Linked DNA regions of Mus musculus: regions 2, 3 and 4 are each linked to region 1. The links are chromatin loops, found by intact Hi-C in ENCODE. Cell type or tissue: left cerebral cortex. All regions are shown on one strand. Region 1 has its middle 47 kb from the start of Gm30459. Region 2 overlaps Slco3a1 (solute carrier organic anion transporter family, member 3a1). Region 3 has its middle 71 kb from the start of 4930533N22Rik. Region 4 overlaps Slco3a1 (solute carrier organic anion transporter family, member 3a1).

Evidence for each region. Peaks named below come from ENCODE experiments on the same cell type or tissue, not always from the same donor. Only the 100,000 strongest peaks of a DNase experiment are listed, where the experiment ranks them.
Region 2: a loop joins it to region 1, with 2.8 times the contacts of the local background. A loop is called at or near these places in 4 of 42 quality-filtered maps.
Region 3: it touches region 1 in a loop (3-fold over the local background); 5 of 42 quality-filtered maps call a loop at or near these places.
Region 4: a loop joins it to region 1, with 5 times the contacts of the local background. A loop is called at or near these places in 19 of 42 quality-filtered maps.

Annotation. Positions count from the first base shown.
Region 1 is chr7:74,716,941-74,721,940 of GRCm38, reverse strand. No RefSeq gene overlaps it. Among named protein-coding and RNA genes, the nearest start is that of Gm30459, 47 kb to the left of the region's middle. In left cerebral cortex, no CTCF peak of the experiment used is centred here; a DNase peak (open chromatin) is centred at 2,424.
Region 2 is chr7:74,369,071-74,374,070 of GRCm38, reverse strand. All of the region lies in intron 2 of Slco3a1 (solute carrier organic anion transporter family, member 3a1), which reads left to right. Among named protein-coding and RNA genes, the nearest start is that of Slco3a1, 180 kb to the left of the region's middle. In left cerebral cortex, CTCF peaks have their summits at 2,684 (motif pointing left) and 4,208 (motif pointing left); DNase peaks (open chromatin) are centred at 2,682 and 4,252.
Region 3 is chr7:75,099,032-75,104,031 of GRCm38, reverse strand. No RefSeq gene overlaps it. Among named protein-coding and RNA genes, the nearest start is that of 4930533N22Rik, 71 kb to the right of the region's middle. In left cerebral cortex, no CTCF peak of the experiment used is centred here; DNase peaks (open chromatin) are centred at 1,953, 2,696 and 3,031.
Region 4 is chr7:74,376,012-74,381,011 of GRCm38, reverse strand. The region is part of intron 2 of Slco3a1 (solute carrier organic anion transporter family, member 3a1); the gene reads left to right. Among named protein-coding and RNA genes, the nearest start is that of Slco3a1, 180 kb to the left of the region's middle. In left cerebral cortex, a CTCF peak has its summit at 1,952; DNase peaks (open chromatin) are centred at 3,211 and 4,181.

The sequences.
Region 1 (5,000 bases):
AAAATAGTTAAATATTCCTAGCTACAAGGAGCTTAGTTTATTTAATAAGTAGTTGCCTTCTGCATCTAGGGCTTTTAGCCAAAGAAATCCTGTTCAGTGAGCAGCAATGACTTACACCTGCCTTTTAAGAATAGAAATTCCCTTTACAGTTCCCTTTAAAATTATTCATTTAACATTACCAACTATTCCTATTTCAATAGCCTGCTGTTCATGGAATAATCACGGCTAACAATATTAAGAATGTAAAATCTACTAAGCAACAGAACAAGAGCTTAAGACTTTAATCATTCATATAGAAATCTTTTTAAGGAGGTAATAGATTCATCTCCATGGTTTAGATGAGGAAATTAGGGCTCACAGTCTATAAACACCCTAAGTTGTAAAGATACCGAGTAGAATTCACACACATTAACATGTAACTTCGGTGTTATCATCAATTATAATCATTCTAACCAGAATGGAGATTCTAAAAGGGCAGAAACATAGCCTTTTCCATCTCCTCAGCTTCAGCCTGCAGCAGCCATTCCATAATGACAAAAACCTATCGACTGCCAGGCACTGCATAGTCACCATACAACCTATTTACGTGTCACATTTTCAAACGAGGAAACTAAGCACAGAGAACCCGGGGAATGTTACTCCAGGTCACACTGGTGCAGAGGCTTCAGGGCTTCTCTGGTTTGATTCTGGGCAGTTACTTAAAACACTTTCAAGACCTAGAGGGCTTGCTACCCTAGCCCTGTGTTCTGAACGCATCAGATCTTTGTGGGGTCTGAGATTCTGCATTTACTTTAGATTTATTTTTTAAAGTATATGTATTATGTGAGGACCTGCATGCGAGTGCAGGTGCCTGCAGAAGTCAGAGGAGGACGTCGAACCCTCTGCAGCTGGCATTTCTGCCACCTGTGATCTACCCAATATCAGGGCCAGAATCTGAATTCAGGCCCTTGGCAAGAGTAATGTGCACACATAACCCCTGAGCCGTCTTATCTCTCCAGCTCAAAATTCCCAAGATTCTATATGACTAACAAGTGCTAGTCATATAGCCTGACTTTGAACATGAAAATCTCAACCAAAACTTTATATTCCTAGGAAATTAGGCTTTGACTGAAAGCTTGAAACTTCCTCATTGACTGGACAATTGGCATAATTCATCTTCATTGGTCACATTAATGAGAAATTTGCAATTCTGTGTCAGTACTCATTCAGCTTTTGGTCAGATCATTTAAAACAGGGACTCTGCTAACCTCTGCTGGAGAAAACCCTAGAAATTGAGAGAGGACTCCAGCTCAAGGCCCTAGGCCAGATCCAAGAAAGCAGCCTTCCCCGTGTCTTTAAATCTAACTAGATTTCCCATTCAGTTGAAAGGAAACTAAACTCCTCCCAGGACCTCGCAGGCTCTGTCTGTCTGTCCCTTGTCTGTCCCTCTCCCGCTCCTCCTGCTATCAGATCTTAGGTCACCACTGGTCTTCCAGCAGTGTGTAGAAAAGATAAGCCTTTTCCCTCTTCCTATTTGGTCCTCTGTTCTTTCTGCTTTCCCCATTCCCTTTCCTTCTCATTTTTGGCAGGCACTGAGCCCTTATTTTTCCGTTATATATTCTGTAGGTTCATTTACATCAATTTAGTCTGTAAAAGAAAATTTAAAAAAGTCTTTTTTCCCCCCAAGTCTTAAATGCTTTATTATTCTGGAGTCAGACAACAGACCAGAAAAAAAAAAATCCTGGTGTTCCATCTTACAAAATGAGCAGTTTACATTCTTAGTCAGAGAGAAGATAGTAGGGTGGTATCTACCTGATGGGCTACAACTCCTGTCTGTCTTATTTGACTACGGGATGACTAGCTCACTATGTACTGCTTATACATTAAGTTAGGTTACAGTTTGTGATATATGGAGAAACCCTCGGTCTGACTCCTCCCCCCTTCTTTCTGGGAAGACACACCTCCAAACGCTCAGGGTGGGAAACAAGGGAAGAGCGCCACTGAAGAGTAAACTCCAAAGCCCAAGGCGCTGTGCCAGGCAGCTCCCTCACACTGCACCGCTGACGCTCTCGCTTTGCGGCCCCTCTCTGAGTGTGTCCGGTGGCAGCAAGGCCTCTTTCAAGTCTGAGCCATACTCATTTATGACCCGTGTGTGACCATGCCCAGGTCTAACAATACTGACTCACGGCGCACAACACAAGACTCTACGGGGAAACAGCAGTGTGCAACTTACGACAAAACTGCTTTGGGTGCACCCCCCATCCTCTGGCTCCTGACATCTGTTCCCAGATGCAGGTGTCAGTTGGGGTTCCAAGCATGATATTCTATGAATGAATATAAATGCTGAACCGCCTCCGCATAGAACTCTTCAGCATTGACCATCCTGTTTAAAATTCCACACCCTCCCCCAAACTTGAGCACGCGCACCACCCGCTTGCTCTCTGTTTCCCACACAGTGCATACCACCATCTGGTGAACGCCATGCTTTACTGATTCAGGCTTTTACTGTACTTCCTCCTCCACCTTCCTTTCCAAGCGTAGTAAATTGTGCCCGTTTTGTTCATCGCTACACCTCCGGTATTTGGAACAGGACATGGCGCATAGTACGTGCTCACTAAATGGTCGTGCGTCATTAACTCCAAATTAAAGGTCTTGGCCAACAGCACACCCTCTTCCCATTCTTCACAGTTGTTCTTTAGCCAACAGTTGTCTTCCCCTGAGCCACTCTTCACCAAAGAAAAACTGACCAAAAGGGAGACTCCAGTGAGCCACAGTCTTTTCATTTTATCTTGCATCCCCAGCAGGTGGGGGAGATGGAAGACAAGACATCAGGGAAGACCTTTAACCCTCCTTGGGCAGCATTCCTAGCTGAGATGTAACGACCCTAGACCTTTATGAATGAATACTTCCTCTGGACTTCAGGCACTATACGTGGGACTATGTTAGACAAACTGAAAGCCATCTCTGCACAGGATTGCTAAGGAGCTCTGATCTGCTGTGCGTTCAGACAACTAGGGGTGCATGAGGGCTGTCTCGGCTCTGCATTCACAAACTTTCCAACATTTGTCTCAGAAATGTCTCCGGAAGACGAGGAGAGAAACGCCCTGTCAGCTTCCAGGGCTCGGCAGGCTCCATTTGGAGAGAAGACGGTATGTTTATTAATGAAGAAATGTTTAGTTTGGATATGTGGGAAGACAGCCAACTACCCACAGGGTTTTTAAGTCTAGCTGCCTTTAAGAGATTTATAGAAATGAAGTGACCTTTTCTCTGACAAATGGGTTGCTTCTACTTTGCAAACTTCCATCTCAACCACCTGCTCTGCATCTCTTGTCTTGATCATCTTTGTCCTTACAAGTGGGGAAGGGGGTCTGTAGTTTAAAGTTAAGTGTAACCAAGATTGGGAAATGCTAAATGTAGCAAAGCTGTTTTCTTTTTCAGCAGAGTATTTCATGAGGCCAGCCAGCACCAGGTACTCCTGGGGAAAGGGAGATGAGCTTGCATGCCTTAAAGGAGAGACTTTAGTCCTCAGACAGCTAAAGGCAAGTGCACCACGCTTTCATTAACATGGAAAGCACAAATGGCTGCAAACCAGTGAGCTCTCAGTACCAAAGCAAACCAGTGAGTCTCAGAACCAAAGCAAACCAGTGCACTCTCAGAGCTTTGCTTTTGTTTGTTTTATCATTTGTATTTTTTTTCCAAGAGAGCTAGCTCTTTCCTTTTCTTCTCATTCTTTCATATATATATATACAGTTTCACCTGTGCGACTTGGGTACACTAAGGCATAGAAAATACTCAGATGTTTCATCACCAAGGCTACCCATAGCAATGCACCACAACAAAGCTGCCTAAAACAAAGATGTCTTCCAGATCAGGAGGACAGAAATCTGAAGTCAAATTGTCAGCAGCTCAGTTTCCCCCCCCCCCCTGAGGACCATACAGGAAGGACCCATGCCAGTCCCCCTCAAAATCTCCCTCTCTCTCTCCCTCTCCCTCTCTCCCCCTTCCCCTCCCTCCCTCCTCCTCTCTCTCTCTCTCTCTCTCTCTCTCTCTCTCTCTTTCTCTCTCTCTCCAGTCTTTAGTTGTCTGATGTTCGGTCTAGGAATGAGAACAAGTACAATTTCCCCTTTGACGTTATTATGTCTGTTGGTATTTTCATTATTCAGTCTTATTTAGGCAGCCATAATGTTGAAGAACGATGAATATATCTTCCCTGTATAATATCTACTCTTACCTCAGACTTCTTGGTCCTCTGGCTCTTTCAGTCTTCCCACACTCTATTCCTTGATGTTCTTTGAGCTTTGGGTGCAGGATTTGTGTTGTAAATGTATCTATCCAATGGGGTTGGGTTCCCCAGGATCCATTGATCTCTGAATTATGACCAAATGTGGCTTTCTGTTATGGGCTCTGTCTGCTGAAAGGAGAAGCTTCTTTGAGGTGAATTGAGAGCTACAATACCACTCCTGGGCATGTGCCCTGAGGATTTGACAATCTACTTCACAGATACTATCTTAGCAATCTTCACTGCCATTCTGTTCACAATAGCTAGAAAACGGAAACAAGCTAATGCCCTTCAACAAATGAATGGATAATGGAAATATGATACATACCATTCATACAGTGAAATGCTATTCAACTATAAATGGAAAAGGAAATAACGAAAATTGTCAGGTAAATGCATAGAATGAGAAAAGCTGTTATTGAGTGAAGTAATCCCAATCCATTCAGACAGATGGTGTGTGTTCTCTCTCATCTGTGGTTCCTAGTTCTAAATCTTCAGATGCTAGTATACAACTTGTAGTAACCATGGAAACCAGAAAGGATCAGAGGACCATGGGGGCAGGTCATCTGGGTACAGGGTATCCAATATCAGGTGTCAGAGTACAGGTGATATGAAGTGGGAAGCAGAAAAAAAGGGTAGGGGACCTTTAATTGGATATGAGGGAGGGAGGCCAATACAGGAGGAAAGAGAGGAGGAGAGGGACGAATACCACTAAAGATATTTGATAAACCCTCAAGGGATC
Region 2 (5,000 bases), 350 kb after region 1:
TCTCTTTTTCTCCTTCTGTCTCTTCTTTGATTCTATATGAAGGATTCTTGGATCCTAGGGCTGAATGGGTTAACCCATGATAATCTGACCTTCAGATTCCTAACATGATTATACATGAAAAGATATCAGCTCCTTCAGCTGTATCCATTCATTCAACTCCTTCTCCCCACCCCCTGCTTGGGAGCCTCAGCTTCAAGGATTCCTGTATGAAACTCAAGCTTTGAAGGGGAGGTTTGGGAGGCTTCGAATTGAAGTCCTAGGCTAGGAAATGGGCCAGGGCAAGTGAGAGTGGTGAGCTTGGGTACGACAGTATGGCATTTATGTCTAAGAAAAATAAAATGTTGTCTGTGCCACTCTATGTGTGTGAGAGAGGTTGAAATAAGATCAACAAACCTAGAACATAATCAAGGCTCTTTGTTCCAGGTTTAACTGAATGTCTGGGAACCAAGTCACCCCTGGCTGAGAGCCATTGCTCTAGACTTTAAGAATTTCATTGTAGGCAACCTGTTGAACACCAAAGCTTTCTAGCCATTCTTCTTCTTAAAATCAAAAATAACAAGAGGCTGTGATTGCTGCCTGCCTGGACTTTGAGATGGGAGGCACCCACAAACCCACAGAGTCCTGTATGAGAGCCAGACAGTTTTGTACAACCAGCTCCCCGCTTCCTGTCTCCAAGCAGAGTCTGACGTGGTTTTTTAACGTAAGGAGGCTTGTATGGGAATTCCCACTCCTGTTATGTTCCCAGGTGGGCCCTGGAGACACCTGCCCACTGTCAAGGGAACATTGTGTGGTCCAAAGGTCTGCCAGGTGTCCTGTGCAGCCAACTTCCTGACCCATGGCCTCCCCTAGAACATGCCTGGTAGTGAGGCATTCAGTAGCCTTTGGACACTCTATTCACGTGTATCCAAAGTGTCTGGTCATCTGCCTTGTCGTAACTAGATCAAGCATCTAATTTTGGGTTGTGCAGAGAAACCCAGAGTTCTTGTTCCCCGTGATGGCATTTTGGCCATGTCTCCTGCCCATTCTTTTGAAGGCTGAACCTTCTGTCCCTTCACTTGGTGCATGCATGTCTTCTATAGCCCTCTCTCTCCTAAGTCCTTGTCCAGAGGATAAGCCATTGTGGCAATGGCCCTATCTCAGTGACATATGGCTTTTCATGTGAGATCAAGGGGCCCACTCCTTGCCCCAACTCTGTCAATGCATCAAAATTGCATTGGAGTTCGGGATAACTGCTTCTCTGACTGGGTTGTATTCCAAGACTGTTGTCTAATGAAACCCTCCCTACCTGGAAGCTCTAGTGCCCCATACTTTCACCAGCCTGTCCGCAAAAGGCCTGCATGTACACGGTGGGTACACCACAACTCTCCTGTCCATGGATTTAGCCGATTATTCATCCTAGATCTGTGCTCTGTCTTCAAGTGATCATGTTGGATAGATGTGTCTCATGGCATACATAGAGAAAGCAGGATAGGAGAGAGCTACCAGGCATGTCACAGAACCCCATTCTGCTTGGCCACCACCACCACCCCCACACACACACACACCTGCTTTGCCTGTTCAACATGCTTCAGCTAGCTCTTCTTTGACCCTATGCATCTTTCCTCTCCTAAGCGCTGAGCAAGCGGTTTGTCCAGTCTGTACTTGCCTCCCCACTCAATGTGTTTATGGCTTTCTGCCGCTCTAATCAGCCTCTGACCCTATCAGAAAACCACAGAGGAAATGAAGTCGGTCTGGCTTGACTTTCTCTTGCTGAACTCTGTCTACACCTGACAGCAACAGCTCCCTGCTCACAGAACACATAAATCCAGGGTTTAATAACCCATCCTAGGATTTCGCCAGGCTTCAAAAATCACCCAGTCTGTCATGTCAGCAAACAGCCTTGTCCTTCTTGGTGATAAATCAGGGTGAAATTAGCATTTCACACACGCCATGACTCTCTGCCACAGTTTTTCAAACAAAACGCCTGGCATCTCGGCACTGCTGTAGGTGGGGTTGGGAAGGTTCGAGATCACAGCTGCTCCCTACAGTTGGCTCACCTGGCTGTCACCTCTCCAGTCTGCTTCTTTCCATTGGGGCCTGGAGACATCAGCCCTGCTTCCTAGCCAGGAGGAATTTCTGCAGCTGCAGCTTAGCCCCTGTTGCTTATTAATGCTTCTGGGTGCAGAGTTGTTCTGATGGTGGGATTCCTGCCTCAGCACGGAGCTGGAGCAGTCTCACCCTGCAGTGTGCACTCAGCAGAATGTTGACCTCTGCCCCAGCTCCTGCTCCTGTTCCTGCCTGGCCTGGCATCTCCAGCCTACTTTTAGAGAATATACCCAGAATTTATAGATACACTAGGTCATTCTGAGCGTTGATTATGAATTATCAACACCCTGAGGGTTTTTAAAGAGGAGGGTTTGAGTTGCTAACTTTTCCAAAGGCTGATCTAGATAAGTGCTGACTGCAAGGTTAGAGCCGGTTGGGGTAAGGACCTCTCTTCCTGCCTTAGGCATTTGATGAAGACATTCACTAATAACTGCAGATATCCAAGCAGTTATTATAATAATAATCACCCAAGCCTTGGTGACCTCTAGGCTGCAGGCCACCTTCCTAGGAGCTGGTAACCCTCCAGCCTTGCCATGGAGAGCATGCTCCACATCAGAGAGGGGACAGTCTCTGTCATATGAAGGCTTCTGGTTCCCTCTAGTGACGACTTCAGATACCTGCTCTTTGCCACTATTCCCAAGGAGATGCTGAGGTGGATTAGATGGGCAAGCCTGTCCCAAGTGGAACCCCTGTTCAGTCTCCCTCGTGACATGGGGTCTCAACAACAGTTGGGCTGTGGTCAAAGCCTCATTTTCAGAGCCCTACAGAGAGACTGTTCCCTTAAGAACTTACTAGAAGAATGTCTGTGGGTCAAGCCATTCTGCCACCCTTTCCCCTTGCCTGCAGGCTGGTCCCCAAATGTTCCTGTGTCACAGTCTTCATGTATGTCTCGGTGCTATTGTGGGGATTAAACAGTATTCAAAGCCCTGACACCCAGAAAGCATTTACTGAGGATCAGTTTGGATGCTGAATTACTGCTGCCTGCTGAGGGTTAAACTGAGGTAGCCGTGGGCTTCTGCTCCCTACGGTGAAGACAGCCTCGGGTCACCCTGTCCCAACTGTGTGAACATGTAAGCATGAGAGTGACTGAATAAGGAGTACTTATCCGGTCTTCAGTTTTACCTGTAGGAGTCCTTCCCACTAGGGTGGAACCTGATCTCTGACACTGAGTTCTGCGGACTTCCAAGGACCTGAGCTGGCCCTTGCAGCAATATGAAGCTTGGTGGACTCCACCACAGTACTGTGTAGCATGCCATCTCCCAAAGACTATGGAGAAAACTCATGGCGGCGTCTTAAGTACATTGAAAATGCACAGAGAGACAGGCATCGGCAGATGGGACCACTCCAGCAGGTAACGCTCCTAGAGAAATTGCCACCTTGGGTGGGAAAGCCGCTTTTCTGGAGCTTAGGAAGTTCACCTAGGCTCTAAGACATATGACATATGACATTCTAAGACATAATACTATAAACTTAAATTATAGACATTTACTTATACAGTCCTGGTGGTTGAATTCCAACATGGAGGTATAGGCAAGGGTGGAGACTGAGTCCCCTTTCCTTGCCTTGCAGATGGTCCATGTATTCACACAATCTTTCTTTTATGCGTGTGGCCTTGGTGTCGTTCTGTGTGTCCAAATCTCCTCTTATATGCAAAGTAATCAGGATGGAGAACCCATCATCCGAACCTTGTTTAATTGCCCCTTTTAAGGGCTTGTCTCCAAATAGAGTCATATTTTGAGGTGTATTCAAGTGTGGAACCCAAGGGCTCTGGGAGAGGGCCATGACATGCTCTCACCTTTGTGGAGGAAAGTCATTTGACTCAATCTCCTCGACACAGGTTCATGGAGGCCAGTCATCTAAGGGGCATGTGGTCTTACTGTCATGAAAGGTAGGGGGAATGAGAGAAGTTTTTCTTTGCTGGGTTGGAAAACCTATGTAGACAGCAGTAACAGCTTAGCATTGACATACAGCTTATAGCCAACGCATCAATATGCAGATGTGGGCAGAAGCAGCCCAGCTTCTATCAAGATAAGCTTGGATCACTGCTTTGCTTCACTGACTACTGCTAAGACTACTTATTGGCCTTGCCACTAAATGGCCCACTTTAGGTCTTTCTGTCTCTCAGTTGCCCCCTTCTGGAGGCTGCGGGTATGGACAATGGGAAACCAAAGGGGACCTCAGTGCCTCTACAAACAAAAGCTCTGTGAAGGTGACTGAAGTCACACACAGGACTCCATGCCCTTCTTGTTTGTGTATTAGGATGGGCTTCCCTCGTATAGGACTTCATGGTTCCGTCCTCTGCCCCACCAGTGGCATCTTCTTGCATCACCAGGCAATGCATTGGCATCATTCCGGGTTTAAGGATAGCCCAAGGGCTCTAGGATAGAGACAGAGCATGTTCCGAGCGTTGTGAAGGAGAGTTCTTTGACTCAAGCTCTTTGGTACACGCATCACATCCAGGTACCCAGAGGCTGGCCAGTCAGCCAAGAGGCCTGTGATCTCACAAACATGAAAGCTGGAGGGAAGGAAAGAAGTCTCTCTCTGCTGGGTTGAAAAGCCAAGTAGTCAGAAGCAGCTACAACGTATAGCAGCAACGTATAGCAGCAGCAGATCCTCCCCACCCTGGAGAGCCCTGACCACATAGGATGACGTTCATTTGCTTGCATCGCTTTCCATAACGTGTGGCTTCCTACCTCCCCCACCTCACCACCGCTCCAGGCTCCCTGGCAATCAACTGGTATTTTAGCAAATAAGCATTGGCTCCTTGCCCAAGGCTAGTGGCCGGCTCTGTTGCTCTTATGGAAAAGATAATTTAGAAAAGATAATTTAAACAAGACCACCACCTAGGGTATCTGCCTTCCCTGTGTCTCTGATTGTTAAGATGTTCTCCAAATAAGAAATTTTGGTCTTGTATC
Region 3 (5,000 bases), 380 kb before region 1:
CACCAGAGATTCTAGAAATACAGAGAGAAAGTGTTCAGAGATCCTGAATCTTCCAAGAGGCTGAATAAAAAGATCCAATCCTGGGCCTGAAACAACACTGTGCCTACCAACAGGTCAGAGGTACAGAAGTTGAGCCTGGAGGCAGGAAGACTTTCAGGTACATGAAAACCATCAGAGTACACAATGCCTGGAAAAGACATGGGTCAGAAATGGACCCTAAGCTATCTATGACTGAGCATTCCGGGCTGGTGCTCCTACTCCCTTCTGTGAATGTATTGGCTCCATCCTTTGTGTCACCTGCATTCTTCTTGGCCTTGCCTCTGTTTATATGGTGGCTGCTATGGCTACCAGCCACATAAGTCCTTTTTCACACACACACACACACACACACACACACACACACACACACACACACACACACACAAGAACAGGCCAATGAATGCTCACATATAAAAATGGAGGAAAGCCTTATGTATAAGACTGAGTGGAACAACGGGGGCCAAAAGAAAGCCAGGACATACATGCCTTCGTCTTATCTCAGACAGAGCATCTAGTGCCAGGGCTCATGATGATGTGGTCTATCTAGAACAAGGCCACATCGATAACACCAGTGCAGGCTGATACTGGCTTTCTTTCCCAGCCTTTGTATCCTCCATATACCGTAATCATCTTCCCAGAGGATAAAAATTCACTTCAGGCTCTACTCTGGGTAACACTGGCTAGAAAAACAAGAGACTAAGATGAGGAGAGGTCCTTGGAGGGTGTCTTTAATGAGCCACTGCCGAGAGCAGAGAGTGAGCAAATGGGACTAACGATGTAAGACCGGCACTTCCTCCGTGGAGGGCGGTCTCATGCTCCAGGAATCATCCTGCTCTGTAGACAGAATGTTATTACCTCTCAAGTCTCTCCCACGTCTGCAGGTCAGCTTCCACATTACTTATTTATATTTGATGAAGTGTGCATGTGTGTGTGTGTGTGAGTGTGTGTATGTGTGTGAGAGAGAGAATATATGTGTGTGCGTGAATGTGTGTGTGTGAACGTGTGTATGTGTGTGTGTGTGTGAGAGAGAGAATATATGTGTGTGCGTGAATGTGTGTGTGTGTGTGTGAACGTGTGTATGTGTGTGTGTGTGTGTGAGAGAGAGAATATATGTGTGTGCGTGAATGTGTGTGTGTGTGTGTGTGTGTGTGTGTGTGTGTGTGTGTGTGTGTGAGTGTGTGGGTTTGTGCGTGCGCACGTGCAGGCATTAGGCATGCTCATGCTGAGACACGTATATGTGATGGTCAGGAGACAGCTCTGGAGTCATCATCGTCTCCCACCACACAAGCTCTCAGGACTGGACTCAGGTGGTTCTGCTTGGCATCGGTTGCCTTTCCCACTGAGCCATCTCACTCTGTCTCCTCTTGTCTTTTTTAAAAAAATTAATTTAATTTAAATTTTATTTTATTTATTCACTGTCCCCTCCTGGTCACCCTCTTCCATAGTTGTTTTCCCACCCCCCTTCTTCTCTAAGTGGGTGGGGGGCTCCCTGGGGATCCCCCTCACCCTGGCACTTCAAGTCTCTGCAACACTAGGCACTTTCTCTCCCACTGAGGCCAGACAAGGCAGCCAGGTTAGTAAAATTTATCCAACATACAGGTGCAGACACGGGGAGTGGGGTGGCGGGGGCTGGGGGCTGGGGGCTGGGGGAGAGGAGAAGGAGCAGAGACTGAGGGAACAGCCAACCAATAGTCGATTGGCCCAACTTGAGACCCATCTCATGGGCAAGTACCAGTCCCTAACACTATTAATGATAAATCTGTTACGCTTGCAGACAGGGGCATGCTGTCCTCTGAGAGGCTCCGCACAGCAGCTGACTCAGACAGATACAGACATCCACAGCCAAGCAGATGGAGCCTGGGGACTCTTATGGAAGAATAGGAGGAAGGATTGCAGATCTGGAATCAGATAGGAACTGCACAGGAAGACAAATTGGGTCAACTAAGCTGGACCCCTGAGACTCTCCGAGTCTGAACCACCAACCAAAGAACATACACAGCTGGACCTAGGCGTCCCCATTCATATGTAGCAGATGTGCCGCTTGGTCTTCATGTGGGTCCTGAACAGCTGGAGTGGGGGCTTTCCCAAAAGCTGTTGCCTGCACATGGGATATGCTTTCCTCTTGCCTTAAAACAAGGTCTCAGCTCTGGTACAGTCTCCTGTCCCCAAAGGTGGATCCAACCATGCTTGCTTCCCCAAAACCATCTCCCAGAGGACTCTCTTCTAACTTACGTGTGGCCTAACCACACATTCAGGGGGATTCTTATCTCCTATTGAAATTCAGCTTCTGGTCAAATAATGGGAACCCGGATCGGGTCGTAGAATGAAGCTCTTTTGATTCCAGGGAATTCAATTACTGGGTTGAAAGCATTAATTACTTGCCTTAAAAACCAACCTGATTCTCTAAGAATAATTATTACTGCAAGGAAAGAAAAAAACAATCAGGAGAGTGCACATCTTTAAGGCCATGTTCAATTTCCAGCTTCTTCTTCATCGTGGAGGATTGTATGAATCCTTCATTCCCTGCCCACAGGAAGTTTTCAGCTGCAAGCCACCTGCCACCCATTTATGGTTGAATACTCATTAGACATAGTGGCAAAACCCACAACATGTGAGGGTTCACACAACTTTTGTGTCTCTTATTTTAAGCCCACTTGAAGGATATAAGTCATTATTGAAGTTGTTGCTGGAGTGAAGCTTGTGCCTATGTTTGTGGTATGGTGTGTGTATGTGTATGTGTGTGTGAGAGAGATACATGTGTCTATGACGTGTAATGTGGTGTATGTGTGTGTGTGTGTGTGTGTGTGTGTGTGTGTGTGTGTGGTGTATAGCATAGTGAATTTTAGGGTTACTATGATTACATCACATAACCCCCTTGCCACTTGAACAGCTTATAAAGGCCACAACAGGGGGAGGGGCTTGGCAAGTCATATAAATGAAATCAGAGGGGGTTACAAATTCCCAATTTGGAAAACTGTATTTCCTTAAATACCTCTACCATCTGGGCACATTCTCTGGGAAGATGCTGTACTCCAGATGCGATTTTGTCCAACAAAGCAGAGTTATCTTTAGTCAAGTAAGATTAAAGGGGCTGTGACTGAATGGAACTATTCTAAAGAAAGCCAGGACCTGCTCTGAAGTGATGTTGCATTCAGTGGACGCGGTGGGGGCCTCCGGCTACAGAAACAGGACATCTCTTCAGTGGGAGCTCTCCTTGCTGAAGTAGGGCAGGTGAGCAGACAGAGGGAAGGTTCTCTTTATCAGCATCTCTTACTCCTGGAAGGCTGAGCCTGTCCCATCCCCTCCAGGCCACTTGGGCCCCATTCAGGCCACAGGCTTCCCCTCTCCCAAGAGATTGAGGGCCACTATATCTATTCTTATTATTTTTTCTTTTTTTATACTCTCCTTTCTTTTCAACTCCAGCCTAGAACAATAGAAACCTTCCAAAGAAAAGAACTAACTGAAAAATCTGGCCTTTATACCACAAAGTCTAAATAATTTATTAATTATGCTGCTTGTAGGTTTATTATTATTTTAACTCACTATCCCCACCTCCCTTTCTATTGCTCTTGTCTCCTCAACTGATCCCTTTTCTTCTATTTTTCTCCTTAATAAAAGTTTAATTGGAGAACAATATCCATGCAGAAAAGTTTACAGGTTCCATGTGCACTTTTTTGTTGACCTTTTGTTACTCTGCACCCCCAGAACTCAAAGACACTCAGCCACTCTCCCTGGGATCCTGTCCCCTCCTACCACAGTAGCTGCCATACCCCTCAGATCTGCCATGCCTGCTTTTGAAGCTTACATGTATGCACTTCTCCCGTATGTTCTGTGTGTTCATTTGCGTGTCTGGGTCTGTGGTTTCACTATTCTGTATTGTCTTCCCTTGGGTGAATTTGCCTCGCTTAATTCACTGGGTTTTGTCATTTGTTGTTTTGTCTCGTCAAGATTCCCTCTTCAGATTAAAGGATAATTTCTTTCCTCTGCTCTGCTGGCTGAGAACTGCATTGCCCAGTGTCCCACATGTCTGCTGGGGCAGGCACATCCAACACTGCAGACACTGCAAACAGGACAGCCAGCCTGTGTACTCAGCCAGGCTCAGAACTCCTTGTAGAATAGGCACAGACCATATGACTGTACTCTAACCCAACAATTCCCATTTCTGCCCAATTCTGTCTCCTTTCTCTCTGTGGTGACGAACCTGAGAACTCTTTAAAACACGCTGCAGCCTCTAAGGAGATAGGAACGTCACAGGAAGTCCTACAGAGTCAACTAACCTGGATCCTTGGGGCTCTCAGAGACTGAACCATTAACCAAAGAACATACCTGAGCAGGAGTTAGGCCTCCTTGCACATAGGTAGCAGATGTGCAGCTTGGTCTTCGTGTGGGTCCCGAACAACTGGAGCAGAGGCTATCCCAAAATCTGTTGCCTATATGTGGGACATGTTCTTCTAGCTGGGCTGCTTTTTCTGGCCTCATTGGGAGAGGATACACCTAGCCTCTTGGAGACTTGATGTGCCAGGATGGGCATAACCAAGGGGGACCCACCTGCTCAGTGGAGAAGGGGGGATGGAGAAGGAATTATGGGGTGGGTGACTGGGAGGGGTGCAGTAAAATGAATAAGTAAAAAAAAAAATAACATACTTCAAACTACTGCAGCTTCCTGCATAGCAAAGGAGTCTGGTCATTTTCACCTTTTGTCTTCTAGTATTGTCGCCATGGATACTCTTATAGTCCTGTTAAGTGTGAGTCTTATACCTCAGTGGGGTCTATAGTTCTAGCGGAACTGTTGGAATTCAGAATTAGTAGAGGCTAAAGTTTGCCAGGCATTACCAAATATGTTTCTGGAGTAGTTGTAGCAATTGTTATCTTACCAGCAGTGTAGTTGCCTAATGTCCTCAGCAAGGCTTGGCATTGCTCCTCTATTAAATTAACTATTGTATCAGATGTTATGCTTTACA
Region 4 (5,000 bases), 340 kb after region 1:
GGTAGCCTGAATCTGATCCCCAGAACTGACATGGTAAAAGGAGAGAACTGAGTCACAATTTGTTTTCTGCTCTCTACATGCACATGGTAGTATGCACACATGCACACACACAGAAACGAATAAATAAATGTGATTGATGTTTTTTAAAGGAATCAAGACTAAGTACTTTTCCTAGTCTAATGTCTCTGCTGTAATAAAAGGAGATTTGGCTAAGGCTAAGTAACATGAATGCACAGCTGGCCTTTCCCATGCAGCCCTGCATCCAGAGTAATTTAGGGAGGTACTTTTTGCCCAAACCTCTTTATAGTTCCTTTTCTTTTTCTGTTACAGTGTCACTGAGATACAATTTATATGCCATAAAATTTGCTTGTTTTATATGTGTAATTCACAGAGTTGTGCAGCCATTGCTACAAATCAATATTAAAGCCCTTATAACACCCCTGTTATTTCTCTTTTAAAGTAGATAAAAAGTTATATGATCGCCTTGTTGGGCCTGGTGAGCTCACGACTGCTGAGTTTGAAATAAGGATGAGAGAGAGCATTGGAGTTCCAGCTATAAGTGAGTGCCAACAGAGCCGCTCCTTTCTCTGTCTCTCCTATGAGTCCCAGAGCCCAGGGAGTTTGATCCTCTCTGAACCCAACAGCCTCAACATGGCATGTGAGTTCCAGGCTGTTTTTCTTGAATCCTTGATGACAGAGCCATCGCTGTGTTCATACAGCACAAACAAGCCAAGCAGAGGACGTGGCCTTGTAGTGGTGGAGAAGAACCAAGAACAGTACTTTCCTGTCTCCTTGCTGTGTATGTCGGGGGTGGGGAGCAAAAGAAAGCATTACTGAGTAAAGACATTAATGGAATGTCAGGTGTCATCAACTGGATCATTAAATAAGGCTCATTAGTTGCCTGACTGCAAGTAGACCGTACTATACCTTTATAGACAGGCTTTCAAGTATCATAAGCATCAGTGTAGAATGCATTAATGCCTTCCTCAGCAGTCACTAGCCCTCCCTAGAATGGAATGCTTCCTGTCCAGCCAGCCTGCCTTCATAAAATACCAGAGAGTGAGCAGTTTCCTAACAACAGATATTAATTTTTATTTTATCATCATTTTATTAATTCTTTGACGATATTATATTTTGTCATATTCACCCACACACACTTCTTCCCTAACTCCTCCCAGATTTATCCTTCCTCCCTCTGTCCCAAAGTCCAGGGATTCTCATGTATGCTGGCCATCTACTCCTGAATGTAGAGCTCTCCACTGGAGCATGAGCAACCTATCATGAGCCACACCCTTAAGGGAAATGGATTTTCTTTCTCCCAGAAACCATCAACGTCCATAACTCCTTGCATAGGATCTGTGGCTCATGAATCCCTTCCCACTTCATACCCGGATGATGACTGCTTTGATCGTGTGAGGATCTTGTGCTAGAAAACATAGCTGCTGTGACCTCATGATCACAACAGGCCTGTCATGTCCGGAAGGTCACTGTCATGTCCAGAAGGTCACTCCAGCCTTCCCAGAACTTTGACACTTTCACTCTTTCTACCCCTTTTGTGATGGTCCCTGAGCCTTAGGGAGGGTGTGACATGTATGTTCTATTTATGGATGAGCAATACACTGGCAGTTATTCTTTGCACTTTGACCAGTTATGAGTTTCTGCAATAGCCACTACACACTGCACATAGAAATTTCTCTGATGGGGGTCTGAGAGCTGCGGTAATCTATGGGTTTTAGAGGCTGTTTGATGCTATGACCATTTAGCAAAATAACAGTAGTAGCTTCATCACTTTGACCTGTAAACTCCCAGCCATGGGTTCTTGGTCAGGTTTACATTACCAGGCATGTGTTTGCACCTGTGGAACAGGTCCTGAATCCAATTGCCAATTGGTTACCACCATATCATTCATTCCACCATTGCATTCCTGGAAGTGTCTTTCCCTAGTGGTCATATTGCAGTTCACATGGCCTTACCACTGGGTAATAATACTGATGACTTTCTCTGTAACAGCCTGCATAAGGTTTGCCAGTAATATAAAGCTAGCCAGCCAGGAAAATGCTTCCTGATCAGTACCATCTCAATGTCTCTCTATGATGCGACATATATGCATGGTATCATCTGCAGTAGGGTCTTACCACCAAGTTCTGGTGAGGAATTGGGAACAATGGCAATAGCCTGTACTATTTGGAGGGTCTCCAGGACACCTCTGACCAACAACTCAAGGACTGGTAACCTATACTTGCACTGAACTTTTATGTTCATTACAGAAACCATAGACTGCCAAACAGATATGTCATTTTATTTTTGTAGTTCCGGGGACTGGATATCCAGGATCAAAGCCTTAGTAAAGTATCCAGACAAGAGGCTACTTTTTGGCTCCTAGATGAACATCTTGCTGTATCCTAACAGGGCAGGCAAAGTGGGAAAACCTCCTAGGTATCGTATATAAGGTGACTAATTTCATTCTAAGGGTTCTGTCCATACGATCTAGTTGTCTCTAAACATCCTCATCTTGAGGGTTAAGGTTTCTCCCGGGGATTTCAGGAGAGCTGAAGCAGTCATGGCATGGTAACACTCTGGCCCTAACTATCCACCCCCAGGCTGCCTGCTAACAACACTGCTGTGCACGCTCAGATGGGTGAGTGTATTTGAGTTACAGATGTGGGAAGCTGATGTCTTCGGCTACAGTAGCATGATGCTGAAAGAAAAAAAAAAACAAAGCCCTCAGGGAGTTAGAATTAGACCTTTGCTGTTCAGCAAACTGGGTACCTATCACAAACCATGGGAATCCCAATCCGTCTCCCACCCAACCTTCAAATATGAATCTACTACTTACTGCTTACGGCGCTACTTACTCCATTCTGTTTTCCTGTTCAGAAAAAGGGAAGTGAGCTCCAAACCTAATTAAGATAGTGTTTAAGCCTTGGAACTAAACTCATTCACAAACCAATTGCACTGGGGCTCTGAGCCTTGTCTGGCCACCCCACGTTGTACGTGTGGTTCAAATTATGATCACTTATCATTAATTCTCTAGTTTAAGGACTGGAGAAGGCTTTTAAGAGTTGACTCCGCCGCTCCCCACGCTCGGTCGGATCACAAGGCTCCAGGCAGTTTGCAGTCAGCGCAGAGGCTCCATCCAGACTGAAGCATGTCTCAGAACACGCTCCTCTATAATTAACAGCTGCAGGCGCTTAGAATGTTCTGTCTGTGTGGCATCATCTGCCCTGTTCCTTGGCTGTCGGAGCTAGAAAGCTGGAGGATCCAGAGCCTCCTTTGAGTTCCCTATTCTCTGCCTTCCCCTCATTAGGGTTTGGACGTAGTGTATCTACACTTACTCGCCACGTCCCTCCTAACTGTGTAGCTGAGAAGACCCAGAACCTTCTGAGCCTCACCTGTCCCATCTGTATCGCACTGTATCTCCAACCTGCTTCGCATGGCAGTTCCTTGGAATCCAACCCTTACTTTAAGACTTATACTCAGAGTCAATCCTACTGGGTATTATTGAAACACAGTTATTGCAGAGGTCACAGATTACCGAGTCTATGCGCTGAATCAGGGGTTTTCCCTCAGGGACATTTCTACCCGCCTAGGGATAACGGGAAACCTCTGGGCAGTTTGGGTTATCAGGGCTTCAGGAAGAGAGTCCACCTAAGTACCTGAAATACCCAGGACAGCATCCTACCCAATCCAGGAATTACTTAGCTTTTGATAGCTGGGGCTCAGAGGTCCTGACCTAAGGAAACTAACCCAGATGTACATGCAGGTATTTTTGATGCAATGTGATAACAGTTTGAGAACTGGTGCATACAGAGGGCGGAGACTCTGTGGTTCTCAGTGAGGGGTCATCTCCCCTGTCCTTCGATCGATGCTGTACTGCAATATCTGAGGAAGAAGTCATTGGCACTCACAATTTTGTTTTGTGAGAGCAGTGTTATCCCATGCATACAGATCTGTCTAGTGATCCTGCAAGACCCAGTTCTCAGTTCCGATGCTTCCCCATCAACATCCACACCTAGATGAAAGGCTCCAGGTTAAAGGGACTCCAGGGTAGGAGCCCAGCCGGCTAGGGGAAGAGGCATCCCTCAACCATGAAAATTCCTTTGCGTTTGCCTTCGCTGCTGAGATCTGCTGGGGAAGTTATGAATGAGTCACTATGAATCATTGGGGAATGCCCTCCCCGGAGCGACTGTGCTGGAGAATCCACACAGAAATCTGTCGTGTCTTTTCCTGCCTCTCTCCCCAAAGACTGCAAATAAAGCCAGAAGTCGTTAACGTGACTAGAGCTATAACTTTATACTGTTAAAGTAAGAAAAGTAAAGAATGCTAAAAGCAGCCAAATAGGGTGGATTCTTGCTCAGATTCAAGAAGGGCAGAGTACAGTGAAGACTCAAGACATTGTGCTGTGTGGGCATGAGGCTCATTCAGAGCCAGCTGCTCTCCAAGCGTGTCATCCTCTGCCCCCAGCGAGGTGAAGGCAGAGTGGAAAGATCACATGGCCTTTGATTCACAAAACCAGAATTATCACACCACTGGCTTTCCTTGGCTTAGTGGTCTGCAAAGGGAGTTTTGGTGGTAACTCCCACCACTGTTTCGGGATACAGTAAGTTAAGGCCATGAAAGCTAAGCAACCATTCAGAATTAACATTAGGTGTCAGGGCATGAGAGCATCAGTGTGTCTTTCCTGTAAACAGGGCATCCTGCAGTATTTACAGCTGAAATGATGTCTGGGATGGGCACCAATATTCCACAGGATAAGAGGAGCAGGGGAAAGTGATAGGACAGTGAGCACCCATTGATGTTGGCTATGGATAGGGATGGGTATCTAGACATTCACTATGTAGTCTGTGCTGATTAGGGTTAGGGTCCCTCCCAGTCTGCCCACACATGGAGCTCTGCTCTCTGAGAACTCACCTCCCTACTCAGAGAGGGCCAACACAGAAATCTGGGAGTTAGGCATCCAACACTTCTAAACCATTTTCTGGGAACTGGCTAAGAACTGT